Regions from separate parts of the Mus musculus genome. Here regions 2, 3, 4, 5 and 6 are each linked to region 1. A link is a loop called in an ENCODE intact Hi-C map of the cell type or tissue named here. Cell type or tissue: left cerebral cortex. All regions are shown on one strand. Links, peaks and the distances in the headings refer to the core of each region. The heading gives the core; the rest is flanking DNA.

Region 1 (5,105 bases), core at 725-4,724:
CTGTGCATTCTGTGGGAATAGATACGTACTAAAATATATGTAATTGAATGTTTGGTTCATTCTTAAGTACTACAGCTTATGGACAATTATCCCTTTATGTATTTTTTTTCAAATGTCATGCATCATCTTAGAGATTTGAGGTCACAAATTATAGAGAACATATATATATATATAATCCAGATTTGATCAACCAATGATCTCAGTTTAAATTATTTAAATTCAATCACAGGAATGGCAATGGAGAGCAAGGGGTGAGAAATAAAGTGATGTTCAGGAGACAATGACACATCTTTCTGAAGTGATTCCCTTCCATTACAACTTTGTGTAACCAGAATCATCATCGGGTACACTGTCCTGTCCAATCACTCTAAAACTTATGTCCCAAGACAATCAGAACCACCCAAACAAGATGGCACAGTTCTAAATGCTTTTCCATTTTCAACCATTCTGGCTTTTTTCATACTTTTTGAAATCGATGTCCAACGAAATTTTTACTTAACTATTTGAGTTGAGAGGTGACAAGATTTTTGACTACAAAAGTCTCAATTAATTATGAGAATTCTCATAAGCATTAATTGATAAGTGATTCTTATAATGAAATTTGACCTGCTAATTAGTTGTAATTCTCAGTCTAATTTTCTAAATTTGCAAGGGTTTTGTTGGAAAAGTATGTATTATATTAGCAGAAAAAAAATGAGTGTTAAAGATAAATCACATTGACTTTTTTTCTTATCACTATTTGACTCCAGTCTGTATTAGGGCCATTATGTCGAAGAACTTTGCATTTAAATCGGTTCAGTTGTTTCTAACCTGCAAGTCCTACTGTACCTACAGTATATGTAACAATGCAAGAAGAATTAGATTCAGAACCCATTTGGCAGTGATAAAGAGGGGGAAATGCTGAAACGTTATTGATTCTCTTTCCTCTTGTGCAAAACAAACTGACTCAACTATATTTTTCCTGACATAACATAAAGGTTTTATTTAGATATTACAAAATATTGGCGAATGTCAGGCTACACATGTCTCCTATTCTTTTATGGTACCATTAACCCTTTGATGGGAGGGAGGACGGGTGTCCTACTTGCGTGCACAGAAAAGCTGCAGCCTCTGACAGGGAATGCTAGTCCAAGAGAAATGCTACCTGCAAAAGTTTTTGATGCAGCGATATTCAGCCTTCAGAGATACCTTAAACCTGTCAGCAGCTGATGAGCCTGTCACAGTTCATAACCGGCTGTGTCAGAGTCCCAGCCTCAGCCTGCTCTCACACTGCATTCTTCACAGTTCCACTCCAAATTAACTTCATCAGATTCTCCACCTAGGCTTGTGCCAGGACTTCCTCCACACAGAAACGCCTCACAGACATGAAGTCATCCGAATAGGATTGTATTCTAGTCTTGCAAACCATCTTTCTTAACTTTCCCTTGACCCAATTAATTTCGCTCGGGCTCCTTACAACTAAAGATAAAACAAGCAACCCACTGAAGTCAGCAAAGGATGGAACTTGGGGGTGGACCAGGGTTGAAGGTTACAGGAAGGAGGAGGCAATGGGCTGGTAATCCTCAAGATTTCCTAGGTAATAGTGCTTCAATCTTAGAACCAACCAACATGTTCACAAGCCAGGTCTTCTAGCAGCCCTCGAACAATGAGCCTTTAACAATCAGACTCCTGGGAATGCTGCACATGCAGAGAGACACTCCTAAGTGATCTTCCACAAAGAAACCCACACAAAAATGTTTAGCGAAGCACTTCTCAGGTAGGAATTACTCAAGTTATATAAGGCAAGTTCTTCCCTGGTAAAAGGAACCGGGAGGAAGCATTAGGTAGACGCCTCACTTTGGAGAGCAAGACCAGAGAGCAGTTTTACTTACTAGGGCAGCCGCTCCGCTCTCCTCGGGAACAGAGGAGTCTTCCTTCCCTTTCTTCCAGTCCAACCGAGAACTGTCTTTCTGTCCCAGGGTCCGGGCTCAACTGCAGACAGGGAGAGCAACGGCCTCAGCCGGCAGCGCTCGCTCGGCGTCGGTGGGCTGCAGCGCTTCGGCTTCTTTAAAAGTGGTATCTGCGTGTGCGAGGGCGGCGCGGGAGGGTGGCGGCGCGCTCGGAGCCCGCGGGTCCCGCAGACGCCGGGGCGAGTGCCCGCAGGTGCGGCGGTGCGCGCGGGCGGGGCGGGGCGGGGCGGGGCGGGACGGGCGGCTGCTGCGGGAGGGAGCGCCCGGGATGCTGGGGCTCGCACTCCGCTGGCTGGCTCGCTCGCGCTCGCGCACAGGCGCTCGCACACGGCCCCGCGCGCCGCCCGCGCTCACCTGCATTTCCTTAACGAGCCACTTGATGGCTGCGGCGGCGCGGCCGCGGCGGGCAGGACCGGCGGGGGGCGGCTGGCTGCCGTGGCGACAGAGACCCGAGCCCAGGCAGCCAGGCCTTGCCTCCAGCTCAGCGTGGAGAGCACCTTCCGGCTACCGGGCGCTGGACAGCGCCTGGCCAGGTGCGCACTTCTGCAGGTGTCCCTGCTGCCCTGCTCCAGGTTTCTTGGAGGGAAGCTGGCGGTAAGGGGTGAAGAGTTGGGGTCTGAAATGTAGGGACCAGAGCAGTACAGTCAGAGGATGGAGAGAGAGAGAGAAAGAGAGAAGGAAGCACTTGTCTCAGGGATGTGCTTCTGATATAGGATGTAGTTTGCAGTCCGGGAGCTGGCCAGTTTGGTGGGGCTTTTAAGGGGAAGAAGGGGCTCCGCCATCGTGCTGGTTATCTTGAAGAAAACCTGTGGAAGAGTTTCTGGGATGCAGCTTTGGTACTCCGGAGACGACGCCCACAGGTATATGATGAAGAGGGTCCTTCACCACCACCTTGATATCCCAACGCAAATGGTTTGTGCCTCCACCCACCCCCAGATGCACTTCAGACTTGGGGCTCCTGAGAGAGGAACTTAACCCTTATTCCCAAGAACAGTAGACAGGGAAAATCCTCAAGGACAGGGTGGGCCAGATAGAGTAAAGGCTTTCTTAGGTTTACATTATGTTTGATCAGAACAAAGCTATTGGCAACAAATGCTGTTCCCTGCTAGACAGAAAGCAAGCACATCCCACGGTTGGTGCTTAAAATGAAAAGAAACCAAAATAATTATCACTTTGGTAACAATAAGCAACCTAGAACATTGCAGGTGTACTCTGGCTAAAGGTGTTGTGAACATTGTGGAACGAACTAAACAGCTGTGAGCCACTTCTGCCCAAAGAGGCATAAAGCTTCATCAAAATAAGTGACATGCTCCCACAGCGTTCTTTTCTTTCTTTCGTGCCTGATTTCATTCTTGCTTAGTTTCTTTGGCTCTTCATGAGTGACCCATCCTCTGTCGGGCTCCCTGCTCAGCCTCCCTAAAGCCACTGTGCTCACAAATCCAAAAAGTTTCACAGGTACCTTCATTGTGTCTTAAAATGGCTTTTGGAAATGTCAGTATGTAAAACAAGTGACACATGGTGTAAGAGAATGCACGTGACTTCTTTATGCAATTATACAGAGCACTTGCTTTTCTTATGTGTTGTCTGTCCAAGATGGTGACTCAGTCTCTGTCTCTGTCTCTGTGTTTCTCTCTGTCTCTGTGTCTCTCTTTGTCTCTCTATCCTTCTATCTCTGTTACTCTTCCTGCGTCTTTCTCTCCCTCCTTCCCTTCCACCCTACCTTTCCTTCTTCCTCCCTTCCTCTTTTACTCTCTCCCTCTTCTCCCCTCCTCCCTTTCCTTTTCCTCCTTTCCTTTTCCTAGACTCCCTCTGCTTCCCTTCTTTCCTCCTCCCAGTATCTCCTTTGTACAAATGGACCCTACTCAGTCCTGTCTCAGTCCCTTCCAGTTAATGTTCTATAATGGTTTTACATGAACTTTGTAAGGCAGCCTCTGACTACCAACAGGGAGTTGGTGCTGACTGGTAAAGAGGGATGCTGGGACTCAAGGATACAGCTCCGTTTCCTGTCATCACTAGGTCATTACATATGCTATTCTACTCAATGCCAAGTGGCAGCCGAAATGATTTCCTCTCTGCTATCCATAATCATATCTTTATCCTCCCCTTGGAAACATAATTAATAATAAAAGATATAATGCGTCTTGAAACCATGGGAAGAACAGATGGATGTTGCTATGATGTTAGCCACCTTCTCCACTCCTGCTGCTGACAGTGTGGCCACTTTCCCCTTTGTTCAGCCGCTTCTATTGGGTTAAGCGAAGCATTTGGCCCTTCTACTGTGTTCTCCTTCCACCTATCCCCTGACAATAGTTTGTGTATTTTAAATAAAGATTTCATTCTGCCAACCCGCAGGAAGCTTTTAACAAGATGCAGCTGAGCGTGTCGATATCTTACATCTTTTTACTGCTGTTTGGGTTGCTCAGCTACTTGAAGCTGCTCACTGCCTCAGACAAACACTGGCACCTTCCAGAGACAATGTTCCCTGGCTTGATTTACGCTCATTGTTACAACTATCCTTTGGTGCCCTCTGGAAGTACACAGGACATTGCAAGTAAAGGAAGAGAGTGGGTGTTGAAGTGAAGCACTGTTCTGCCTCTTTCCACTGAAAGCACCATATATATATTCACTGTGAATAGCTCTATGTAATGATTTTGTTAATGATTATTGTTGTGAACATGGGACTGAAAATGGATTATGGTTCTTAAGTTGACTGTACCAAGTCTTGGGAGTTAAATGTGTTCATCTACCTATCTGTTAAATCTGGAATATTTACTAGGATTTATAATTTCATTGAAAAAGCAGATTTATATGTCTTTATTAAGCAATTGGTGGATATTTTCTTTAAAAATGTTTAAATTGACTGTCAATTAACCATGTGTTTAAAAAAAAAACAAAAAACAAAAACAAAAAACATGAGGTGAAATTGAAATCAACAAAACAGACAATGAGAAGAGGAGAAAGAGCAGGGCCTGGAATGTAAGCCCATACAAAGATTATCTTTATCTGACAATGTTTCTTCATTTACTAAATATTAATTTCACTTTGTTGTATTTAAGCTTATAATTGGTTTGACTAGTCTGCTTTAAGAGGAAGAAATCTCTAAATTTACATTTGGATTTTAGATTTTGGAGTAAATACCACGTTCCAGCTTCAGTT
Region 2 (5,105 bases), core at 327-4,326, 210 kb after region 1:
GTAGAAGTAATGCTCTCTAGCTCACTGGCTCACTAACAACTAAACTCATCGAGATGTTTAAAACTCTTATGTGGAGATTTTTTTCTTTGATTCTTTGCCATTCAGAGTAAAACATAAATTGCTTTAGAAGCAATAACATGAAAGGGCTAGTAAGATTGTTTCATATGTAGAGGTTCCTGAAGCTGGGACCAATGACCTCAATTTGATTCACCATGAAAGAACTGACCTCTGGCTTCCAAACACTCTACATGGTGTGTGTGTGTGTGTGTGTGTGTGTGTGTGTGTGTGTGTGTGTGTGTGTGTATGTGTGTGTGTGTACAAATAAATATGTAAACAATGTTTTTAAAATATTAAAAGAAAAATAATTTCATATGAAAGTGAATGAGCATGATGCTAGCGATAAATACAAACTGAAACTAACTCAATTTGCTAAAAATTTATGGTTCTGTGCTTTCCAGGATAATGAGGAGATACTCAAGAGTTATGAAGTCCTCATATATTTAGCTATACTTGACATATTTGGAGAAGGAGTTTCATTATGCTATAAGTTTAGAAAGAAGTTATATACACAGGTAAAAATTTATAATGTTTGATATGGCTAGGGACTTTTTTTTGACCTTATTATGGGTATTGTACTTTTGCTTTGACTAGGAAAACTTTGTTTTAGTGACTATGTTCACATCCAAAACTGTAGCTATTAACAGCTTCAGTTGTTAGAAGCTCCAGGGAATGCTATTATCTCCTCTCTCCATTTCTCACATGATTTCAGGTCTACCCAAAAAACTCTATTCACTGATGTGCATCTGAAGACTTGATATCTCATCTGATCTGGGAGAATACTACTTTTCTTCATGAACAGCTTTCCAGTGATATACTCTGAATTCTCTGAGCTAGAGGAAAAATCTTGGGACAAATAATGAAATGAATACTTCTAAGATTTGTATGGGCATATGTAAGTTCAATAAAAGCTCTGATTTAAAGAAGATAAAATTAAAAAAACTAAGGAAAATTCAAGACAATTGCAAACATTTCAGTGTCTGTTATTTCCTGGCCCTTGACAAATCTTCAAAGATGTAGTTAACTCTTTAGAGAACAACACATTGGATTATCGGCTTAGATAAGCACATGATCAAAAAAAAAAAAAAAAAACCACATCATTGTGAAGTCATTCCATAATTTGTTTTAACTCTATTAAATTATTTGGATAAAGTTTTTGATGTATATGATCTTTAATAATATGTAATGAAAATACAATGCTTCTAATGATATATTGATTCTTTAATATTTGAGTTTAACAATGTTTTCTCTTTTAATCTTTAAAAAAAACCTGAATTCCAGAATTGTTTTTGCATTATACAAATTAGTAGTTCTATTTCTCAAATTCCTTACATATAGTTGTATATAGTTAAAGATTACAATATAAATTAAAACTGATTATAATCAATTTTATGAATATTTTGTGAAGGGGATGCAAGAAACACAAACTGAAGGTAAGCTAATTAATATTCTTCAGTCAACAGAGGTAAAATAGGATGATTGAGCACAAGGACTATCACAGTTAAGGTTTCCACTGATGTGAATCGACATCATGACCAAGGTTACATTTTTTTAATTGGATATTTCATTTATTTATATTTCAAATGTTATACACTTTTCCAGTTTCCTTTCTGAAAATCCCCTCCTCCTCTCCTCCCTCCACCTGATTCTATGATGGTGCTACCCCGCACACCCACCCACACCTGCCCCCCAACCCTGGCATTCCCCTACACTGGGGCATCAAACCTTCACAGGATCAAGAGCCTCAACTCACTTTGATGTCCAACAAGGCCATTCACTGTTGCATATGCAGCTGGCGCCATGGTTTACTTCATGTATACATTTTGGTTGGTGGTTTAGTCCCCGGGAGCACTGGGGCATCTGGGTGATTGATATTGTTGTTCATGCTATGGCATTGCAAACTTCTTCAGCTCCTTCAGTCCTTTCTCTAACTCCTCCATTCAGGACCATGTGCTAAGTCCAATGGTTGGCTGTAAGCATTTGCCTCTATATTTGTCAGGCTCTGGCAGAACCTCTCAGGAGACAGTTATATTAGGCGCCTGTCAGCAATCATATTCTTTTCTTTCTTTTTTTATTGTATTTCCTGCAAACTATATAAATATATAAACTCATCTATTCATATATATATATATATATATATGTGTGTGTGTGTGTGTGTGTGTGTGTGTGTGTGTGTGTGTTTGTGTGTGTGTGTGTGTGTGTGTGATATTTTCTTTATTTACATTTCAAATTTTTTCCCCTTTCCAGGTATTCCCCTTCTGAAACCTCCTATCCCATGTCCCTTCCCCCTACCTCTGTGAAGGTGTTCCCCCCCAACCACCCACTCCTGTCTTCCCGCCCTGGTATTCCACTAAACTAGGGCATCAAACACCCTCCCGCGCAATGATGTCCCTTCAAAAAGTCCATCCTCTGCCACATATGTGGCTGGAGCTATGTATAAGCTTTGGTTGATGGTCCAGTCCCCTGGAGATCTGGTGCTTTGGTCTATTGGTACTGTTGCTTCCCCTATGGGCAACAAAACTCCTCAGCTCTTTTAGCACCTTCTCCAACTCCTCCATCAGGGAACCCGTGCTCAGTTGGATGAATGCCCAGGTGGAGCAGTCTCTGCATGGCCTGTCCTTCAGTTTCTACTTCACACTTTGTCTCATTTACTCCTATGAGTATTCCGTTCCCTTATCTGAGAAGGACAGAAGCATCCACATTTTGATCTTCCTCTTCCTTAGCTTCATGTGGTCTGTGAATTGTATCTAGGGTACTCTGAGTTTTTGGATTAATATCCACTTACCAGTGAGTGCATATCATGTATGTTCTTTTGTGATTGGGTTACCTCACTGAGGATGTTTTCTAGTTTCATCAATTTGCCTAAAATTTCATAAAGTCATTGTTTTTAATAGCTGAGTAGTATTCCATTTATGTAAATGTACTATATTTTCTGTAGCCATTCCTCTGTTTAAGGACATCTAAGTTGTTCCCACCTTCTGTTAAGTAAGGCTGCTATGAACATACTGGAGCATGTGTCCTTGTTATATGTTTGAGCATCTTTTTGTTATATACCCAGGAGTGATATATCTGGTTCCACAGGTACTTCTATATCCAATTTTCTGAGGAACCTTATAACTGATGACCAGAGTGGCTGTACCAGCTTGCAACCCCACCAATAATGGAGGAGTGTTACTCCACATCCTTGTCAGCATCTTCTGTCACTTGAGTTTTTGATCTGAGCCATTTTAACTGGTATGAGATAGAATCTCAGGGTTGTTTTGATTTTCATTTCCCTAATGAGTAAGAATACTGAACTTTTTTTAGGTGCTTCTCAGCCATTTGATATGTCTCTGTTCAGATTTTTGTTGTTGATGTTATTGTTTAGCTCTGTTCCCCAATTTTAATAGGGTTATTTGGTTCTCTGGAGTTTAACTTCTTGAGTTCTTTGTATATATTGAATATTAGCTCTCTATTAGATGTAGGATTGGTAAAGATAGTTTCCCAATCTGTAGGATGCTGTTTTGTCCTATTGACAGTGTCCTTTGCCTTATAGAAGCTTTGAAATTTTACGAGGTTCTATTTGTTAATTGTTGATCTTAGAGCATAAGCCATTGGTGTTCTGTTCATGTAATATCCCCCTGTGTGTTCAAGGCTCTTCCTCACTTTCTCTTCTATTAGGTTTAGTGTATCTGATTTTATGTGGAGTCCTTGATCCACCTGAACTTGAGCTTTGTACAAGAAGATAAGAATGGATTGATTTGCATTCTTCTACATACTGACCTCCAGTTGATCCAGCACCATTTGTTGAAAATTCTGTCTTTTCTCCACTGGATGTTTTTAGCTCCTTTGTCAAAGATCAAGTAACCAGTGATGTGCGGATCATTTCTGCTTCTTAAGTTCTATTCCACTGATCTACTTGCCTGTCTCTGCACTAATTCTATACAGATTTTTATCAGGATTGCTCTGTAATGCAGCTTAAGGTCAGGGATGTTGATTCCACTAGAAGTTCTTTTATACACAGCAAACCAGTAGCCAACATCAAACTAAATGGAGAGAAACTTAAAGCAATCCAACTAATGTCAGGGAGTAGACAAGGCTGCCCATTCTTTACCCTCCTACTCAATATAGTATTATAGACCTAGACAGAGTAATTAATTAACAAAAGGTGGTCAAAGGAATATAAACTGCAAAGGAAGAAGTGAAAATATCACTATTTGTAGATGATATAATTGTATAGTTAAGTTACCCCAAAAATTCCACCAGAAAGTTCATAAACCTGATAAAACAACTTCATCATAATGGCTAGATATAAAAATTAACTCAAACAAATCAGTAGCCTTCTTCTACTCAAAGGATAAACAGGCTGAGAAAGAAATTAGGGAAGTGACACCCTTCCCAACAGTCACAATTAATATTACATACTTTGGTGTGACTCTAACAAAGCAAGTGAAAGATCTGTATGACAAGAACTTCGAATCTCTGAAGAAAGTAATAAAAGATCTTAGAAGATGGAGTCCCTGCCCCATGCTCATGGATTGGCAGTATTAATATAGTAAAAATTGCCATCTTGCTGAAAGCAATCTACAGTTTCAATGCAATCCTCATCAAAATTCCAACTCAATTTTTCATAGAGTTATTAAGAGCAATTTGCAAATTCATTTGAAATAACGAAAAAAAAAAAAAAACAGGATAGCAAAAACTATTCTCAACACTAAAAGAACTTCTGGTGGAATCACTAAGGTAACTCTTATAAAAACAACATTTAATTGGGACTGGCTTCTAGTTTCAGAGTTTCAGTCCATTATCACCATAGTGGTAAGCATGGCAGGGTGCAGGCAGTCAGGGTACATCTTGATCCAGCAGTAGTGGTCTCTAGATACTACCTCCGGTATGCAGCCAGGATAGAGGATGAGGATAGGAGACCTCAATGCCCACCTACACAGTGATACACTTCCTCCAAGGAGGTCCCTTCTTCTCCAATAAGGCCACAGCTAATAGTGCCACTCCATATGGTAAAGCATTCAAACACACGAGTCTATGGAGGCCAAATTTATTCAAACCACCAC
Region 3 (5,105 bases), core at 513-4,512, 380 kb after region 1:
TCTAGTAGAATTCTGCACTAAATCCATCTGGCCCTGGGCTGTTTTTGGTTGGGAGATTATTTTTGTTTTGGGATTTTTTGTTTATTTGTTTGTTTTCAGATATTTTCTTTATTTACATTTCAAATGTTATCCCCTTTCCTAGTTTTGTCTCCAAGTTGGGAGGGTTTCAATGGCTTCTTCTATTTCCTTGTGTGATATGGTCCTGTTTAGATAATTACCTTTTAACTTTGGAATGTGGCACCTGTCTAGAAAACCATCCATTTCATCTAGATTTTTCAGTTTTTTTTTTTGTTGTTGTTGTTGTTGTTTGTTTGTTTGTTTGTTTTGTTTTTTGTTTTTAGTAAAGGCTTTTCTAGTAGGGTATGGTGATTTTTTTGAATTTCCTCAGTTTCTGTTGTTATGTCTACCTTTTCATTTCTGATTTTACTAATTTGGATACTGCCTTTTGGCCCTTTAGTTTTGGCTGGGGGTTTAATCTATCTTGTTGATTCTCTCAAGAACCAGCTTTTGGCTTTGCTGATTCTTTGTATTGTTTTCTTTGTTTCTATTTGGTTGATTTCTGCCCTGAGTTTGACTATTTCCTGCCTTCTACTCCTCTTGGGTGATTTTGCTTCTTTTTTTTTCTAGGGCTCTCAGGTATGCTGTCAAGTTGTTAGTGTAAGATCTCTCTAATTTCTTTACCAGGGCATTTAGTGCTATGAACTTTCCTCTTAGCACTGCTTTCATTGTGTTCTGTAGGTTTGGGTATGATGTGTCAATACTTCCATTAAATTCCAGGCACTCTTTAATTTCTTTCTTTATTTCTTCCCTGATCAAGTTACCACTGAGGAAAGAGTTGTTCAGTTTCGATGTGTATCTGGTCTCTCTGAAATAATACCATGCACCTTATTAGAACCCTATGGCTTAAGGCTGGTCTTCAATAACAGCAAAAACTACAGAAAGTCAATTATATGGTCAATTTTGGAGAAGGTACTATGAGTTACTGAGAAGGTGTTTTCTTTTAGGCTGAAATGTTCTGTAGACATCTGTTAAATCCCTTTGGTTCATAACTTCTCTTAGTTTCACTGTGTCTCTGTTTAGTTTCTGTTTCAGTGACGTGTCCATTAGTGAGAACAAGGTATTATAACTTCCATTATTATTGTGTGAGTTTCAATGTGTGTTTTGAGTTTCATTAAAGTTTCTTTTATGAATTTGGGTACTCTTGCATTTGGGGCATAGATATTCAGAATTGAGACTTTCTGTTGGTGGATTTTCCCCTTGATGAATATAAAGTGTCTTTCTTCATCATGCTTGATAACTTTTGGTTTAAAGTCTATAATATTGGCTATTAGGATGGCGACTCCTGCTTGTTTCCTTGGACCTTTCACTTGGAAGACCTTTTTCCATCCTTTTACTCTGAGATAGTGCCTGTCTTTTTGTCGAGATGTATTTCTTGTATGCTGCAAAATGCTGGATTTTGTTTGCATATCCAGTCTGTTAGCTTATGTCTTTTATAGGTGAGTTGAGTCCATTAATATTGAGAGATATTAAAGAGAGATGACAGTTGATTCCTGACATGTTTGTTTTTGTTTGTGGTTTTATGTGCTTGTGGCTCTCTGCTTTTGACTTTGTTGTGAGATGCTTAATATTGTATCCTTTTTTTGGTACAGGTATCTTCCTTGTGTTGGAGTTTTCCTTCCAGGATTCTCTGTAAGACTGGGTTGGTAGATACTGTGTGAATTTGTTTGTGTCCTGGAATATTTTGTTTTCTCCATCTATGTTGATTGAGAGTTTGTCTGGTTATAGCAGCCTTTGCTGGCATTTGCGTTCTCTGAGAGATTGCATGACCTCTGACCAGGCTCTTCTGACTTTCATTGTCTCTGTTGAGAAGTCTGGTGTAATTCTTATAGGTCTACCTTTGTTTGTTACTTGGCCTTTTTCCCTTGCAGCTTTTAATATTCTTTCTTTGCTCTGTGCATTTAGTGTTTTAATAATTATGTTACAAGAAGATTTTCTTTTCTGATCACATTTATTTGGTGTCCCATTGGCTTCGTATACCTTTATGTCCATCACTTTCTTTAAGTTGGGGAAGTTTTCTTCTATGATTTTGTTGAAGATATTTTCAGGTCCTTTGAGCTGGGAATCTTCATTCTCCTCTATTCTGATTTTTTAGATTTGTTCTTTTCATTGTGTCCTAAAATTCCTGGATGCTTTGGATTAGGAGTTTTTTATGTTTAGAAATTTCTTTGACAGTTGTGTCAATCTCTTCTACTGTACTTTCTACACCTGAAATTCTTTCTTCCATCTCTTATATTCTGTTGGTAATACTTACATCAGTAATTCCTGACCTCTTTCCTAGGTTTTCCATTTCCAGGTTTGCCTCCATTTGTGTTTTCTTTATTGTTTCTACTTCCACTTTTAGGTCTTGGATCACTTTATTCAATTCCTTCTCGTGTTTACCTGTGTTTTTCTGTATTTCTTTCAGTGAGTTATTGATATCTTCCTTAAAGGACACTATTATCTTCAAGAGATGGTATTTTAGGACAGATTCCTGATTTTCATGTGCATTGGTGTATCCAGTGCTTGCTGAGGTGGTAGAACTGGGTTCTGATGATGTCTACATATTTTGGTTTCTGCTGCTTATAGCCCTGTGCTTTCCTTTCGCCATCTGGATATCCCTGCTGTTTGTTGATCTGGGTGACTGTATGGAGTCTGGCTCTTTTGTCCCTTGGGTGTTTCAGATCTCCTGGTAGGCTTGCTGCCCTGGCTATATCAGAGCACCTGTGGGGCCTTCCTATTGGGGGCTCTTCACAGGGGCAGAGAAGCTGCTGATCTGTTGCCCTGGCTGCAGTAGACCTCCTGGGAGGCCTTTAGACTGTTGGGTCTTCCTTGGAGCAGTCAAGCTGCTGTCCAACTGCACTGAGTGTAGCTGACACTCATCTTTCCTGAGAGCAGCAGGTCCTCAATTTATCTGAGTGAAGAGGGTCCTCAACTGCTCAACTGCACTGAGCTCAGGGGTTCCTCTACTGCTCTGAGTACAGCAGGTCCTCTGGGATGTATGGAGATATGGAGTCTTCAGGTGAGCAGACCAACTAGGGGTCTGCCACAGCAGCAAGAACCAGGTGGAAGGGGTGGGAGGGATGGAAGGAAGGGGAGTGGTATTAGGGAGTGTGGTTGTTTTGGTGGGTCATGGGTCCTAAGTCCACCAGGCTCCCAGCAGCAGCTCAGGAACTTAGGCAGGGGTGTGTGGGGGTGGTTCTTACCAATTGTTTTGAGTGCAGTAGGTCCTCTGGGATGTATCTAGATATGGAGTCTTCAAGGGAGCAGAACAACTAGGGGTCTTCCCCAGCAGCAAGGACCAGGCAGAAGTAAATCTACTTTAAAATGCCTCATTAGTTCTTATTCATCAGCCTTCTGTGTCTAATTTTATAGCAGAAGGAAACAATGGCAGATTCAGTCATCAAAATACAATTTCTTATATATATGCAGGTGCAGCAAATAAAGAAAAACACAGCCTCCTTGTTAAAAAAAAAAAGAAAGAAAAAAAAATACTTTAACAAGATATTTAGGACTGTATGTTCCAGAATTTCAGATAGTAAAGAATTAATACTTATCTTTCCAGCTAGAATTTAATTAAAATGTGAGATGCATTTTTATGTATCAATGATTCTTAACTCACCATTACTCTTGGAATATTCTCATTGTTGAAACTAGTAAAGGACACTCTGATACTCAGATTCTCTCTCTCTCTCTCTCCCTCTCTCTCTCTCTCTTTAACTTGTAGGGTAGGGCAAGGCATAACTTCTGTAACTACTCTTAGCTAGGATGTAATTCAGTAGTTATATGATTGAACATAGAAGGTAACAAAGGACCACCGGTCTTAATTAAACCAGAAATGTCTTACAGACAGAGAATATATACTTACAACAACTCTACACAGTGCATTGAAAAGCATCACCTGAGTTTAGGTCTATTTTTAAGCCTGTTGGGAAATTGATTTTTTACTTGAATAATTTTTCTTGCTGTTATATTCACTTTCAGGTGTTTATGAATTCCCTATAGTGTCACCGTCTCTTCCCATCTGTGCACTGATGTCCCAGAATTCACACACTCCACAGGTGTGCTTCTGTCTTGATGATCAACATTAGTATGGGATTTTAAGACAGGGCCATAGGAATTATGAATCTGGGGCTCTTAGTTTTGGGCTGTGGATTTTTTAAACTAACGCTGTCATTCCAAGAGTTTCTATTTCCACACACAAAATGTGGATTTTTCTTTTAAATGATACCTACCTTAGTATTGTTGTCTTAAAGGAGACAGAGCCACAAAGACTCATAGTCCACTGCCTTTGTCATACTACGTGGCTAGATGTTGCTTAATTGATAGAGGAACTATAAAGCTATGTCTATAAGCTTTTTCTTCAATTTTTTTCTACAAGATAACCATGGCTGCCCAAGGGAGAATCTACTATTGCCAAACTACTGATTGCATGTTGAAGCTGGAGCAGATTGATAGGAGAAGATGACAACAGTGTTTTCTGAATGATTTGTGGTAAACATTGAAGTGACGGTTAAAACTTCACATATGTGTATTTAGAGTTTTGGATGACATTAATGTCTTGTATACAGTTTGTTCCATGACTGAGAAATAATATATAAAGTAATTTTATTAACTATTGATGAGTTAAAGTTACTTTTAATGTTTTATATTTTGATTTTAATATTTAATATATGAACATATATGAAAAACTGCAATATTTAGCACAATGTCCATGATAAAGACCACTACCTTGGCAATTATTCTTTGGATAAAATTGATCAAAATAGGCACCAAAGCAAAAATAGCCAGGTGTAATGTTATAAAGCAAAAAAAAAAAAAAAAAAAAATTTGCATAGCCAAGGAAGCAAAATTATGTAAAGCTAAGTTATTGAAAAAATAGTTATTTAAAATGATGCACATAAAATTTAATTTCTAAAATGTATAAAGGATTAATATGAATCAATATAAAAATGAAGAACAAAGAAATTAAAAACTGATTTAGCTCCTTTAAAAATGCTCAAAACTCCACAAATAGAAATTACTTAAAGAAGACTTCCAAAAGACTCACAGGCAACTGTAAAAGTCTT
Region 4 (5,105 bases), core at 321-4,320, 840 kb after region 1:
GGTGTTAAGGGTGGGTGGATGGGTGGGAGGGGCGCTTTCCTATAGGAGGAGGAGAGGGAGGATGTGGTGGAAGAAGGACCAAGAAGGGGGACAACACTTGAAATGTAAATCAGTATTTTTTAAAGGGGTGCTGTTAGTGGAAACTAAGTAGAGATTGATGCCATCAGCACTGCCTCTAGCACTTCTCCAATCCAATACAATGTTGTATCTCAAAACATACAGCCAAAAATATCCTCTACAATGGGTTATTCATACTTTCTTAAAACTAAATTAACTTTATGTTTTAATGTAATTCTCTGATCCTAAAGATATCACAGATTAAATCTGCTTAACCTTGGTGAGATGGCTCAGACAGAAGTCATCTGCTGACAAGGCTTTTGGCCTGAGTTTAATCCCTAGAAAAATGGTGGAAAGAAAGTATTGACTTTGTCCTCTGATCTTAACAGATATTCTGTGGCATACATGTGCACGCAATGGCACACACAAACACACACATACACACACACAGAGAGACACACAGAAAGACACAGGCACAGACACACACAGACACACACACATGGTGGGGAGAGAGAAAACGTGGAGAGAGAGAATGAATAAAGAGTAATACAAATTGATAAAGAAAACAATAGTGTTTCAGTTTTGCAAATGCTCATATTAATATATTAATTCTGGAAATAATGTGATGTTTAAAAGATTTAGGTTGGTATCTTTGAATTAAGAATATATGTCTAAATATAACAGCATCTTCAAGTCAAGTGCTACAGAAATATCTCCCTCACTAGCAGAGGGTGGCAACTGCCTCTTTTATGTAAATGGGTTAAAACCAGAATATTTTAGAAGCAAATTATTTAGCATTCCCTTTTATACATGTAAGTATAAATGCCAATAATTGTATACTTGTACCATGCCTTATTTTATTCTGTTAAAAGCAGAAAATTATTTTGAAGGAAAATCAGGTACTGGTAGTTGGAAGGAGGAACAATCATTTTCCCAGTTCCTTTTGTCTGCCAGTAGGGTTGTCAAAATTAGACCTGTGCACAGCATAGAAATCAGAGCAACTCTGCCTCTGTCTACCAGGATAGGTTCTCTTCAGCAAATGCAATAGACACAGACACTCTTTTATGTCAAGGCAGTGTATTCAGTTGCTGTGTAACAAACAGATGACCTTTTCTCATAACGTATTTTGAATTATTATGAAGCTGTCTTACAACTTAGGATAGCCATGTTTCTTCTGTTGTATAGTTTACTGTTCTGTTGTGTTTTCAAAAGGATCACCTGGGACAATTAGCAGCGAATTAAAGGGAGGCAATCTACATACATCTGAAGTCACAGTTGGTATGGAGGTTGGTATGGGATAAATATATCTCATGTTGTATAATTATTATTCTGATGTATGAAGGAAAATCTGCAACAAATTCTTTGCAATTTCCCAGTACCCACTTTTGAAATGCTGTTCTATTCCTGGGGAACATTTGTAGAAAGGGCAAAGGAGAAATTTTGCTACATTTCAAGCAAATATAATTCTTACCAAGAAGGAATTTAAATAGCCTGGCATGTTTATTGTCAGAAGTTTTTCCCTCTTTATTGGTCTTTGCAAAAAGCCACAGCATCATATTTTAGCCACCTTACAGATTTTATCCATTAAGAAACCTCAGAAACAATAAGTTATCTTGTTTCTTTTTTCTTTTTTTAACTTTCCTCCAAAAACATAATTCTGAATTGGTACTTTGGAAAATTAGCATACATTGTCATATGGCAATTATAAATACATTATAATAATTTCTGTGCAATGGCATTCTTATAGAGGCCTGTTGCTAATGTCACAAGACTTTGGTCTTGGAAGATTGGCAGCTCCCTCTACTGTTTCTCTGAGTATGGTGCGGGGAACCTCAGACTCACCCTTTGTACAATTTCCTTTCCTGTGATGCTGGACGTTCACAGCTTGTCAATTAATGGCCTTCAAGCTGGCAAGCTTTCAAACACAAGCTGACTTTCAGCAGTTGGATGGCACCTTTAGGACACCTGCTTCAACAAGCCATCTACTGCAAACGAAAGTTTGATGCTGCTTTTAAAGCAGAGCCTGTGAATCACACCCCTTCTCTGAAGCTTTCTATTTCTGTACATATCCGTCTGGTCTGTTTACAACAGATGCAGGCTCTGAAAAGCAGTCCTGCTTGGCGGTAAAAATATGTGTCTTCTTATTTCTTTTATATTCTTACAGAAACATTTATTTATTTATTTTATGGAGCTCAGGTTGGTGGATAGCTTGCTCTTCTTGACCTCATTCACATAGTATGTGCAAACCAATATTTTTTTTTTCATTTCTGTCTCATGAGATTCATTTCTCATTATACAGTCTACATTTCTTTCTAATTATACTTAACTTCTGTGACGCTAAAGGAAGAAAAAAGAAGAAATAGGTTCTATTCTTCCTTCAAATAGAAATTTCCAGAAACCAGGCTGCATTTGTAATATTTTTTTCTTATACTACAAGGGTCATCTAAATAGCTAAGAATAAAGGTATTTATTATGCTACAGTGTCTCAGTTATTTCAGATTATGTGGCAAGGAAAAAATTAACATACTTCATCTGCTAAAACATGTAGAACTGTAGCCACTTTCTACTTTGCCTGAAATGAATTTCAAGAAGAGCATAGATGATGACATTAAATTAGTCTAAACATATAAGACAATAGGAAAGAAAACTTGACTGGATCACTTTGTTCTTGAAAGTATTGCCAATTGTTTAAAATTAACAATGTCATTTTGACATACAGGGTTTTTTATTTTACCATTGTTGGGTTGCGTGGGTTTCATTTTCTTCTTTTTCTTTTGTCCAGGTAAGTGTTGCAGTGTAGTACAAGCTAACTTCAAATTCACAGCCATATCCGGTGTAGCAGCCAAGTCCTGATATTGTAAGCATACAGCACTGGAATTTACCTTATGTTGGTTAACTAGACTCAACCCACCATGGATACCACTCTTCAAATAGACTATACCAGTATCACTTTTTTTCTTTTTTGCATAAAACATATCTCAGATGCAAAAAGTAACAAAAGACAAAGTAAAAAATTTTCTGAAAAATGATCCTTTTTTGCATATAAATAATTGTTCTAGAGAACTGCAATATGATTGTTTATGTCATCTAGAAAAAGCATTTTCTCCCAGGGAAATAGGATGCTCTGTAGAGATGATTCACTGACAAATATACAGAGAATTTCACTTCTTCCTTTGTTCTTATTAAGATATTATAAGAAAATGCTAGGGTAAACTAATACAATACTACCCTATATTTGAAGGATAAAATAATTTTGTTATGATTGTGACACAGAGAGTAGTATTCCATGGCTTTGATTTCATCAAAGTAAGGCAGAGGCAAGCAGATCTCTAAGAACACAAGGCAAGCCTAATCTATATACTGAGTTCCTGGTCAGATAGAGGTGCATAGTGAGAACCTGTCTCAAAAAAGAGATAGGAACAAACAAACAAACAAACAAACAGACAGGACTTATAAATTATGGAACTTGAGCACATAACAATGAAATAAAGAATAACCTTGATATTTTACCTTATATTATTTGGTTTATTGACTGTTTTAAACTCATTGAAAGTTATGAACATAAACTATTTCTTGATGTGTTTTGAAATAAAAATTTGGTCTATGTATAATTATATTGACTAATAACATTTAAAATATCTTAATTTGAATTTACAGAGAAATTTCATTTAGTTCTTAGTGAAATACTATAAGAAGATTATTTTTATGAATCAATTTATTTATGGGCTCATTCAAATATGTGAAGAACCATTTTTAAAATTATATGTCCCAGAACAGAGGAATACCAGGGCCACGAAGTAGGAGTGGGTGGGTTGGAGAGCAGGGCAGGGGAAGGGTATAGGGGACTTTCAGAGAGGAAACTAGGAAAGGGGATAGCATTTGAAATGTAAAGGAAGAAAATATCTAATAAATATTGACCCGAAGCTTGTCTCCTAATATGTATGCCATTTCCTGTCCACCTCCTTCTTCAATATTATTCACTGAGGCACAGAGACACTTAGTGTAACAGCTACAGTGTTGAGAGCCATGCAATGCTTCACCATCATCTATCAAGCTCCTAGCTTACAAGGTTAAGATCCAATAAATCCACATTTTAACTGTGAATTCTTAGTAGTAGAGCTGGGACATAATAGAAATGAAAGTGTATTTCCTACCTAAATTCTGACTCTATGACCAGACAGTATGATCATCAGAAACTGTTGAAACAGCTGCTCTTCAAGCATGCAGACCTGAGATTTAGTTAAAATAAAATTTCAGTGTGAGACATCATTGATTTAGATAATGATCTTAAAAAATTCTCACATTTGTTATGTTTGAGAAATAGCTGCTTACATGACTTTTTGTGTAAATCTTTGAAAAAAATCTTTACAGGAAAATATAGCATTATAGAAGTAGTACTTATTCATTTGCAGAGAGATTATGTTTTGGCATCACTCAATATGAAAAATTAATTGCATATTTATTACTAAACATGGCAGAGGAATTTGAAACACATAAATGACTTGTAGATGTTCAGGTATTCCAGTTTATTAATATGGAGAGGATAGACTTTATCAGTAGTTTAAATCAAAGTAGTTTTTATTTTGCAGATGTTTCAAAAGTAATTAGTTGACTTTTCTAAAAAGCAATGAAAACATTTTGTGCTTGCATAAATATTATTTTCATGAGGCATTATCATTTTCAGAAAAGCATTGTCATGTGACCTAAATACTCTGGCATACTTAGAGATTACAGTTTTATACATTCCCATCAATTATTGTTCCCAGTTCTGTTTTACAGAATGCATTGCACAGAAGGTCTTGATTACTAATACTTTTCTGTCTGTGCTGTGGGATTATTGAAGCAATTCTTGATCCAATTAAAATGAAATGTTATAGTCTAAGGAATGTGATCACAAACAGTGTCAAAGCTGTCTATTTCTCCCTACATTCCTGTCTCTCAATTTCAAGTGATAAGGCAGTAAGTGATAAGACACGTTGGTTTTTCATTTGTGAATCTTCCTTCTTCAGAATCTGAGCTCTTTCTTGTGGAAAAGTGTGATCATATGC
Region 5 (5,105 bases), core at 468-4,467, 390 kb after region 1:
CTGGATCAGAGTTTGAAAGCTTTTCTTTTGAATTAGCTTGTGAAATAGAGAGAAATGATTGCAAGCCATGATTCCCAGTAATGCTGGCTTCATATTCAGACTTTCTGTGGCTTTAAGCTTATAATTATTATGGCAATGTCTAGGACCTGACTTACAGTCAGAATCTCTGGAGAAAGAACTCAGATGACTACTAAGAAGTACTTCCCCATATCCTCTAATATTCAAGACTTCTTGAGGTTGAGAAGCCCATTGTGCACTCAACTGCAGAAATAGGAAAGTGAGGGTTTGATTTAGACACTGGAATATGTATCTATGAGGAGGTGGGATAAAGAGGAACGCTGTATAACAGATTGTGTCTATTTTGTGAGTGGAGACAGCTTAGAGACATTTACAAGCTGAGGATCCTGAGTGTCCTGGGGAATTCCAATATTGAAGACTTCTTATGAAAGAAGATTGGAAGCAAAACCAAGAGTGAATATTGCTGTTTATTAAAATAAATGCTAGATTTAAAAGAAGTAATTTGTGGTAAAACATTGTGATCTTTGCTAAACCACTAAGTAATACAAATTGTGAATGTGTCCATGAACTTAACAAAAAACTCCAGATTGTTAGCAATTCAATCTCTGCATGTCTTTTGTCAGTACAGAAAAAAAAAATAGAGAACAATTTACATTGCATAAACACACACACACACGTATACACACAGATGCACGTGCACACACATATAGGATTTATAATATGCTGCATATATTTGGAAGTAATATTCTATTTAAGATTAAAGGATTTCTCCATGCTATCAAGAAGAAAAAAATCAAGTTTGGAGTAGTGATTAAAACAGGTACAAGAGAAGGAATTGTAAAGGGTAAATAGTATATTTTACTTGTTGCTGTTTTTTTTTTTTTTTTTTTTTTTAATAAAAGCAGAATTGAGCCTCAGTTCAGGGTATTCAGTGATGAGTGACCATTGGAAGACTGAGTGGCAGGTCCATTGTCTGAGCATTTTCATAAAATAACCAGAAGATCTAGGTTTATTACAGATTAAACATAGATGCTCAAGTGTGTCTTATATCAACTCTCAATAATTTGGCTTATCTCTAGGAGTGGTGAAAATGATGTATGTATAAATTAGTACATGGACTCCAGGTTTACGTTTTAGGTATAGATCTTGACTTCCCTGACAACTACTCTAGCTTACCCATGAACCTCTATCAGTGCCCCAAATCACAATACTTGAGAATGATGATGTCAAGATTCCCTCTGAGGTTGAGACTACAATTCTTATTCCTCTTGTCCTTTTTTATCAGTGCTTTAGCCTCAAAGATTCCTTATGGGTCTCTTTGCTACTCCAAGTAATAATAACACTGTAAAATGGTTCACTTTATAAACAATAATATTAGAAAACATTAGAAAGTAGTTTTAAAAGATTTTTGCAGGGCTTTAGTTGAACATAACTCATTTATTTGAGGAATCTTTTCAGTTATCAGTGTAGATGCTATTTGAAAAATTATCTTCATGTCATGCAAGAGTGATCATTGTTTGTTCAAGTGCTTTTATGTCAAGTGTGTGCACACTTAATAGATAACATTGGATTTGCTGTCAAGTATGCTTATGCTCCCATTTAAAGCTTCCTTTCCATAGAATTGTGAAACCTTTTCCAAGGCATATTTGATATACAGACAGAGTTAGCAACAATGATGTCAAGGCAATTCAAATGTCTTCATATTTTATTTTGATAATAAGAATGCTAATTCAAAATGTACATTACATAGTTAAATACTAGTTTACAAATTTTAAAATAATAAATTAAATCTTGGGATGTTTCACATGGGATTATAATTCAATTGTCAGCCCAAATGATATGGACACTCTTGATCTTTCCATCAAAGTTAGTCTCAGCCAAGCAGTTAAACATCTAGATGACTTCAGGATTGACTGCACAGCTTTGGCTATAAATAACAAGTTTGGCTGCTAGTGAATGTGGTGAAATTGCAGAAGTTATTTAAATCTTCTAATTCACAAGTTTCATGATCTTTAAAATAAATGTAAGATTATTTATAATAGTAAGACCATCCATTATATAGTATAATAAAAATATAAAACATATACATAATTTATACATATATTTGCACACTGAGTATGTAGCACTTGATAATTATTTAATATAAATTACCTCTTAAAGTATTTCTAGAATAATAATAACTCAAACTTTCACCTATGTGAGATGTGTCCAGAATCAAACTCTTTTAGCTTGCCAGCTGCAGACAGTTCCCTCGCTGCCAATGCTCTTAGCAACTTGCTTTTCATTATGGTCAAGAAGCTGTCTCCTTAATGGACTTTAAGTTCCTTAAGGTATGTGAATTTAATCTTGCTGGTTTTCCAGTACTCCACCCACTGCTGGCATAGAGTCTTCCTTCCCATAGAAGGCCTGCAAACTGAGTGTCTCATCTTGATATAACTAGACATTGTCTAAAAGAAACTTGCTAAAACACCAAAAAGAAAGAAAATCCTGGAATGTAACTGCAATGTAAGTAAACAATTTAAAAGTTTTCCATTTAAAATATTCTGTACTTGAGTAAAATATCTGTTTTTACTATGTTATTACAGGACTTATTCCAATGTAGGAACCAGGTGAATGTGATATTGTTGATACAATATATAAACTAGGATGAAGAAGATTAATTGGCTATTATAATCCCCCCGCAAGACAGTAATAAACTTAAAGAACAAGGCACACAGTCCAAACAAAACTCATCACAATAATCCAGAAACTAAATAACTTATGCATATTCCCTAGAACTGACTTTATCTCCTTCTAGAGCAAAGACATCGTATCCTGTTATTTAAGGGTTTTTTTTTTCCCCTGACATGATGCATGGTTAATTCAAGTTTCAAAATTGATTAAACCACCTGATTGATTGCAGTGATTACTTTTCTCATCTCAAGCTTGGAGATAGCATTTGTAATTCTTATTAAAAGTTGATTACTATTTAATACTGGTAATATTGTTGAATGTTGCATAATAAATTCAAAACTGAAAACTGCATACCAATTATTAAATATAAATATAGAATAAATCACATTACGAACTGATAGGAAAATTCAAAGTCATAATATTAATGGTAACACGAACCTGAAAAATAATCTTAGTGAAAGCAGTATTTCTCTAGTCTTAAAGAAGGCTTTGCATCTTCTCTGTGGTCATTTATGACTTTAAGTTGGAAACATAAAATTGTATGGTTATCTATTGGCTTTCTCTGTACAATTATGACTAGATATGTAGTTGAAAAAAACATTGAATTTAGTTGTGCTTTCCCTATACATGCCATCCCTTGCTCATAATGGAGTGTTTTGGTGGAAATACTGAACTGTGTGCGTACTGGGAACCTAAATGGTTGGGTCTGATTATGCAGAATACTACCAGTCTTGAGATTTCTTCTTCTATCTGTAAAATGGATCTCAGTGAAACCAAAACTTCAAAATGTCCAATAAATGAAAGTGCTTCAGGAGACTGCTGAAGGAGACAGACCGGGAACATTAAGGTGCCTGGCATCCTGTGAGCCAATGCTTCAGGATCTCCTATGCTCAGATCAGAGCACGGCTCTTCCAGAGCAGCTTGAAGAGAATCATGACACCGAAGCTGAAACTTCTTGCCGCTGGGAACCACATACAGAGTTAATGTCAAAAATTATGCAGAGAGAGAGAAAAAAAAAAACAGCCCCTAATGAGTGCAGACTACATGAACTTGTAAAAGCACTGTGTTTAAACTTCATGCAGTGATGGCTAGAACCACCTATTCTGAATCTCACATCCTGAGAATATCAAACATGTCATTTTCTTACAGGAGACAGTTGAGATTAGTGGGAGGGACATGCAATGCAGAAGAAGGCTGAGTAAGCAGAACAAAGGAACAAATGGGAAATGAAATGACCTCCTAACTTTAGATGAACATGACTCAAACAGGATAGAAATCAATGAGCTGAAGGGAGCTGCCAAGGAAACTTGGTTGGGTTTAATGCACCAGCGAAAGGACTTGGTAGACTTTTGGGGTCTTGTCCTGTACTAAGTACAATTCTTCTAGGTTATGGTAGTCTTACCAGGCCAAGTCACAGCCATAGTAACCCCTGGCTCCAGTGCTACCGAACACTAAGCCCTCTGTGATCTTGAGAAGATTAAGTGAGCCAAAACCAAACTGACTCCATTGCAGGCTGCAAACTGGCAGTTTGTGAAACTAGGCCTAAGTTTCTAAGTTTCTGTTTCTCAGAATTGGCAAAGTCCAAAACATATCAATTACAAGAAAAACTACCCCTCATGAGCAGCCAACCAGGAAGTTGCTCTATTTCCTAGCCTAAGCTAACTTCAAGGACAATCAGGAACTGTAGAGGATGCCTTTCCTTGAGCTATGTAAGTTAATCAGCAAATTTCCCCAAATTACCCACGGTCTTAATGAATCACAAAGGCACCCATACTCGTGAATATAGAAACAACCAATCGGGAGGGAGGGGGGGTAAAATTCACCCACTCCTACCCTAATAGGCTTTAATTGACCCTACAAGTCTACACCTCAGTCTTCTATCCTGATGTATGGCAGACCCCTGCTTGCATGTTCTCTGCAAAATAAACACTCTTTGAGTTGGATATCATTTCAGTCTGGGGTATCACTCTTTGCGAGGCGTGGGCCCTTATATTTTAATGCACTCAAAGATGCTTTGCTATGGTTTCCATCCCCTCCCCCCCCCCCCCCACACACACACACACACAATGGGAAAGCAGCTAGTTGTAAACACCAACTATGGAACTGATTTCAAAATAGCAGAGCCAATTAGACTTTGTCTCAAGGGCCTACATGCACGTTTCATTGTAGCCATTAAGTTGCGTCTCCATATCAGTTAGGCATTAAATCTCAATTACTTTGGACATTACATGGACAGTTAACCATAGGTTGTCAAACACTATGCTAGATAGTGTTTCACATACACTTCAGTTTCAAAGTTACAGGTTATCAGCAGTGAATTGAGCAAATGTTATCGAGAAAAAAGGAATCCTACTTCAACAAGGACAAATAAAGGTTATGAAATTAATTGTGCATTTAATACCAATTTTTGAAGG
Region 6 (5,105 bases), core at 322-4,321, 570 kb before region 1:
GCATAAAAGTCCTTAGTAGCTGGATTGTTTGCTAATCCTTAGATAACAAGTTTACACTTGGCACTAATGAGCCGGATGCTAAAGCCCATATTTATGATGTTTATGCTTTTATTTAATGTAATAGATTCTCAGTCTTTTGCATTAGAATTTTTGTTTTTAAGTTTTCTGTTATAATGAATTATATTTTAATATTTTAGACTTCTTTTTGTTAGTTTTTAGTCTCTCTATCTAGCTCAGGCTGACGTTAAAATCACCTTTTTTCATCAAAGTTTGATTCCTTCTGTCTCCAGTTCCTCCCCAGTCCTGGACATGTAGGCACATGCTGCATGTCTGCTTGCATGTGCCTACATGTCCCCTTGCAATTTAAGTTATTACAGTAGTCAAGTTTGTTAGATTTCAACAAGGAACATAAGAAAATGTTGTTACAGCTCCAGCATCAAAAAAAAAAAAAATAGGATTTGGAAAATATGCAAAGTTTCTGATTATTTTAAAATGACTTTATTAATTGCATGAATCTGAAGATTAAAATGGAGACCTGTAAGTGTGAAGCAAAAATTCCTCAGAATGCTTTTTTGTTTTTTCTCAGAAATATGTTTAATAGTGTGCCCCTTACTTATTTTCAATTGTGTAAGAGAAAAAATAAATGTAATCAAATATGCACCATTTATCAGAAATGATATTGTGGCAATTGCATTTAGGGAGCAGCCCGTACTCCCTGCTCAATTAGGAAGACCATCAAGAAGATGATGTTATTCTGGGTAGTGCTTATGCTGAAGGCAAGTTAAGTCTTCTTTATTTTAAATGGATATCCTAGAAAACATGTAAATCTTAAGATCCCACTTCACCTACCATATAGCCTTTTTTTTTTAACACATCCCAGCAACAACTGTAGATATCTAAACTATAATATAGACAGAAAACAAAATTTATAATTTAATTTTAAGTGCCATGGGATACTATTGTCCCTAGATATGTTACTACTCAAATACCCTTTGCTCTGCTTATTATAAAAATGTTCCTTATGAACTAGCACGAATAAAGGCTGAGTATTTGTTGACTATAAACTAAAAATTGAGTGTGGCTAGCTAAGGAAGCAATTACAGTGTCTGCAGATGAGAACAAAATGGAGGGACACCCCTGTGTAAGTCACTGTGCTGTAAGTACAGAGGATTGCATTGGGGAACTTAGTTACATTCCCACATCATTAACCTGTTTATTTGGTTCTGAGAGCCAGATATAACATCTGAGTGCCCACAGGCAATTCTGTTCTCTTTACTTAACCACAGCCCACCACCTTCACCAGATTCCTCCTGAGCTCGTAATTATTAAAAGCAAGGTCACATGAACTAAGACAGTGGCAATGTCTAGCACGGAAATGTTATCTCTTTACCACCACCCCATATCCTAATAACTGCATGCTTTCTCAGCAGAACTGCCAACCTATCTTCATTTCGGATGGTTCCCATCACAGTCAGGTAGAGTTCCCAGTTTCCAAGTGAAGCATTAGCTGCCTGCAAGCTGTGTATTATCTCTACACTTAAATCTCGCCTTCTATTCGTTGATACAAAGAACATAAAAGCTTTCCTGTGAGGGAGACCATTGACATATATATTTTTTTCGACTGTATTTTCTACTAAGTTGCTGTGTTCTGGCTTTTGACCTTTGTTTTACATTCCTTTTAGCCTCAGCCCTCTTGTTCTTTGAGCTGTTTATTTTGAATTTCTGGTCTTTCTTCTTATGCTCTTACAATTTTCATGCTCCTAGCCAAAAAGAACTCTTGATCCTGCAGTCTCTGACAGGTCGAGTCAGTGTTCTGCTCCTTGCTAGTTAGCAACATTAGATATAAAGATGTTTCGGCTATCTTCTCATGCCACCTTGACCTGTGGGTCCAGCCTTCTCTTTAGGCAAGATGCACTTGGTCCACCTTTATTCTTGCTTGTCTCTTCATTGATTCTGCTTTGTTTCCATTTTAATTTCATAGGTCAAGTCTAGTATTGGTTCCCAACTGATATGCATCATCTTCTTCATTAATCCTCACCATTAAATATCACTGAAAGCATGTGGAAAAAATTTTCAATAGGAGGGCAGGAATTAGACCATCAAAATTTATATTGGCAAGGAAGGAGTTTCTGAAAATCTTCATTTCATGTATGCAACTCTCTTATACCTCAGATCTTTGTACTTAGGGGCAAAAGAGCCTACATTAATTGTCACATCTCCTGCAAGTAAGTTCTGTTTCCAAGAGTTCCTTTCACTTAAAGGCCAACAGATTACATTAAAGGAAACCTCTTCAACCTGATTTTTAATGGGAATCAATATAAGTAAAGAACAACAAAGAACCAGCAATTTGATGGAGAGATGATCAGCTGGGATAGTTTTGAGTGATCACAGAGATGTTCCATGAGTTTAAAGGGCAGCTGTGGGCTCTGACCATGGACAGCATACGCAAGAACAAGTCTGAGAACAAGTTTGAAGAACATATAAAAGTAGCATGGTAGACATAAGAAAAGTAAAGATCTGTAGAGAAAGTGGTGATGTCATTGGCAAGCACAGAGTCACATCACACTACTCCCCCAGGTGTGTGGGGAGCACCATGGAACAGAGGCCTGGGAGGCCTCTGTGCAATCACCTAGTATGGCCTCCTCCTTTTTCCTGGGTTTTAAGAATACATCATGTTTTTCCTGCCTCCTGTACCCCATACTTAGAAAGTTTGGCTCTGCATGTTCAACACTTTCAGAAATAGTTGCTGCCTTAGAACAGTCTGAACTGGATTAAAAGAAGACTGCTTCCCTGGGGGAAGAGGAATGACAAAAGCAAAGTTGCTGCCCTACATGGGAGCTCAGCGCATGCTTCGCATCTGCTCTGCTTTCCACATTTAGTCGGGCTCTTCCCTTTTGTAATATGCCAGATGACGTAATGCTGCAGAAACTTCAGGGTCAATGCTAACATTTTTATAAGAAAAACATTTTAAAGTGAAGAACTAGCAACTTTACAGTGTTCTGGGGCCACTCTGTGTTTTCACAGTAAGTCTGTAGCTCTAGAGAGATCCCCAAGATACTATTAATAAGGTGGGGAGAACCTACATCATGTACGGTAGATTTTATATAAAGTCTCTTTATCCCTCCCCCCCTCTCTCTCCCCTCTGGTGTGTGTGTGTGTGTGTGTGTGTGTGTGTGTGTGTGTGTGTGTGTGTGTGTATGTGTGAATATGTCTAGTATTGCTACTTGTAAACACTCTAGCAACAACTTCATACTTTAGGGCGGGGGCTTTTACAGCAAGCCTGTGTATTTACTTAAAGTGGCACAATATTTACACTTAAGGATCCCTCTGGAGTGAAGCAGTTAGTCACGCTTCATCTGCTTGTGCATGACTTTTCTCAAAGGCAGTCCTTTCTTTTGGCACTAACACAGTTAGATTGTAGCCCCCATGACAACACATCTTCTGTGCTTATTGGCTTTTTTAATATACTATAACTGCAAGGAATTGACCCATTATATCTTAAGAAATGTATCTCTTGCAAAGGCCCAGAGAAAGTTTGAGAAGATTGTAGCATGAGCTGGTGCCCTCTGAAGGAGGGTAAAGGTTGGAAGAGAAGCAAATTATGCCACATCTGAGAACACTGGAAAGTTTGGGAACATTAAAGATCCATATGATCTGAAGGAAAAAAAAAAAACACGGTGCCATCATACTATAAAATCTAAGTGTCATTATACAGTAAACCAAGCAAGAAGCAAATGTTCTAGTAACTAATGTTCTAAATAAGGAAATAATAGAATGGTGATGTAAGAAAACACAACAAAATAAATTAACACCAAAGAAGCCTCTTACTGTATATTCTTGACAGAATTTTGTTGTGCCTTTCATTTTAATGATATTAAAGCTTCCATAGTAGCGAAGCTAAAGCTTTGGGGCTCCACAAATAGTGAAATACGGAAGAAAGATACTCTATATAGGCCTTAATTAGAAAATCACAGAAAGTAAAATACTAATTTTGTATTTAAACTCTGTGTAAAAGAAATGTTCAGGCAATGCTTCTTTTTCATAATTATTAAAGCTTCCTAAGTCCATGTGAAATATATACTACTCCTTGCCAAGACACGTGTACCTCAGGCATAATAATTTTTAAAAAGTTGCTATGTTCTCACAGCAGATTTAACACCCACATAACACAGAAAAAACTCAGATGTCACTGTGTTCTGTGTACCTCACACACTACTTTCTATAAGCGTGGAATGAAATCATTGTTATTTTTAAGCAATGAGTTCATTTGCTATGATAGGGAAGAACAAGAGAGGAATTTCCACAGAAGTGTGTTTTGTTGAGAGATTCTTGGATATAATTTGGCAATGATTGTTCTCTATTACTTCCTTGAAAGTATTAAAACTGGTAACCAGAACCCAGCCTTTCCCCATGTGAGATCTCTTACAGCCAGTAATACATCCTCTACAGTTGTTAGTCATAGTGTAACTTATTTTCCCAACAAACATCATTGGTACATGAAACATCCTCTTCATGTGTCAAAGGGAACTTCCTCATGTGAGGAATATCCAGTGTTTGGATGTTTCCTCAGTAAACATGTTGACCTCCCTAATGCATTCTTATTAACTTAGGTATTCTTTAAACAGGTTTTAAAACTCATAAGAAGCACAAATATATCATAATTATAAAAACTCGTATATTAAAATGATGTACTATGACGACCGACATTTTATCTTACTAATTAGTGTGAGGTGCACAGCACAATCACACTCAGATGGGTTTGCACTGCAGTCTGTGATCCTCTTGGGATGGAGACTGGCAGTATGGTGGAGGAATGTAAGAAGGAAACTTTCTCAAAAGATGAGCTCATTCAAACAGCAAGGTTAAAAAAAGGCATCTGCTCAGTGGTGAGCTCCACAAAGCAGCAGCGCAGGAGGGAGATGTGTGTGCTAGGAGTTGGAACTATGTCATTCTCCACCTTCGAATCATCTGTTCCACTGTAACTTAAAAAACATTACAATTCTGCATTTAAAGGTAAAATCAGGCCAGGGTATGGAAAAAAAAAAAGCTGTTGCTGACATCCATGGAGAACTGATTATATTCCAGGTATGAAATTAGGCATCTTT

Evidence for each region. Hi-C counts contacts between places; a loop is a spot of excess contacts. Peaks named below come from ENCODE experiments on the same cell type or tissue, not always from the same donor. Only the 100,000 strongest peaks of a DNase experiment are listed, where the experiment ranks them.
Region 2: a loop joins it to region 1, with 3.0 times the contacts of the local background. A loop is called at or near these places in 2 of 42 quality-filtered maps.
Region 3: it touches region 1 in a loop (3.0-fold over the local background); 2 of 42 quality-filtered maps call a loop at or near these places.
Region 4: it touches region 1 in a loop (6-fold over the local background); 4 of 42 quality-filtered maps call a loop at or near these places.
Region 5: it touches region 1 in a loop (4-fold over the local background); 2 of 42 quality-filtered maps call a loop at or near these places.
Region 6: a loop joins it to region 1, with 14 times the contacts of the local background. A loop is called at or near these places in 7 of 42 quality-filtered maps.

The regions. Positions count from the first base shown.
Region 1 is chr4:78,209,719-78,214,823 of GRCm38, forward strand. Ptprd (protein tyrosine phosphatase, receptor type, D) reads right to left here and starts at 2,024. Exons shown (of 40, transcript NM_011211.4): 1 at 1,872-2,024. B230208B08Rik (a long non-coding RNA gene) reads left to right here and starts at 1,009. Exons shown (of 3, transcript XR_003955358.1): 1 at 1,009-1,197; 2 at 1,875-2,482; 3 at 4,302-5,105. In left cerebral cortex, for the core only: CTCF peaks have their summits at 2,324 and 4,485; DNase peaks (open chromatin) are centred at 1,320, 1,979, 2,277, 2,798 and 3 more places; H3K4me3 peaks cover 3,920 bases; H3K27ac peaks cover 3,615 bases.
Region 2 is chr4:78,419,258-78,424,362 of GRCm38, forward strand. No RefSeq gene overlaps it. Among named protein-coding and RNA genes, the nearest start is that of Gm32545, 150 kb to the left of the region's middle. In left cerebral cortex, for the core only: no CTCF peak of the experiment used is centred there; a DNase peak (open chromatin) is centred at 2,450.
Region 3 is chr4:78,592,833-78,597,937 of GRCm38, forward strand. It overlaps A430085M09Rik (RIKEN cDNA A430085M09 gene), which reads left to right and starts at 1,215. Exons shown (of 3, transcript NR_131142.1): 1 at 1,215-3,058; 2 at 4,021-4,097; 3 at 4,418-4,652. In left cerebral cortex, for the core only: no CTCF peak of the experiment used is centred there; no DNase peak of the experiment used is centred there.
Region 4 is chr4:79,050,943-79,056,047 of GRCm38, forward strand. No RefSeq gene overlaps it. Among named protein-coding and RNA genes, the nearest start is that of A430085M09Rik, 460 kb to the left of the region's middle. In left cerebral cortex, for the core only: CTCF peaks have their summits at 1,013 and 1,885 (motif pointing left); DNase peaks (open chromatin) are centred at 459, 839, 1,044, 2,086 and 1 more place; H3K27ac peaks cover 2,874 bases.
Region 5 is chr4:78,601,062-78,606,166 of GRCm38, forward strand. No RefSeq gene overlaps it. Among named protein-coding and RNA genes, the nearest start is that of A430085M09Rik, 9.6 kb to the left of the region's middle. In left cerebral cortex, for the core only: no CTCF peak of the experiment used is centred there; a DNase peak (open chromatin) is centred at 2,393.
Region 6 is chr4:77,644,904-77,650,008 of GRCm38, forward strand. The region is part of intron 2 of Ptprd (protein tyrosine phosphatase, receptor type, D); the gene reads right to left. Among named protein-coding and RNA genes, the nearest start is that of Gm38646, 340 kb to the left of the region's middle. In left cerebral cortex, for the core only: no CTCF peak of the experiment used is centred there; DNase peaks (open chromatin) are centred at 2,754, 3,334 and 4,170; H3K27ac peaks cover 3,683 bases.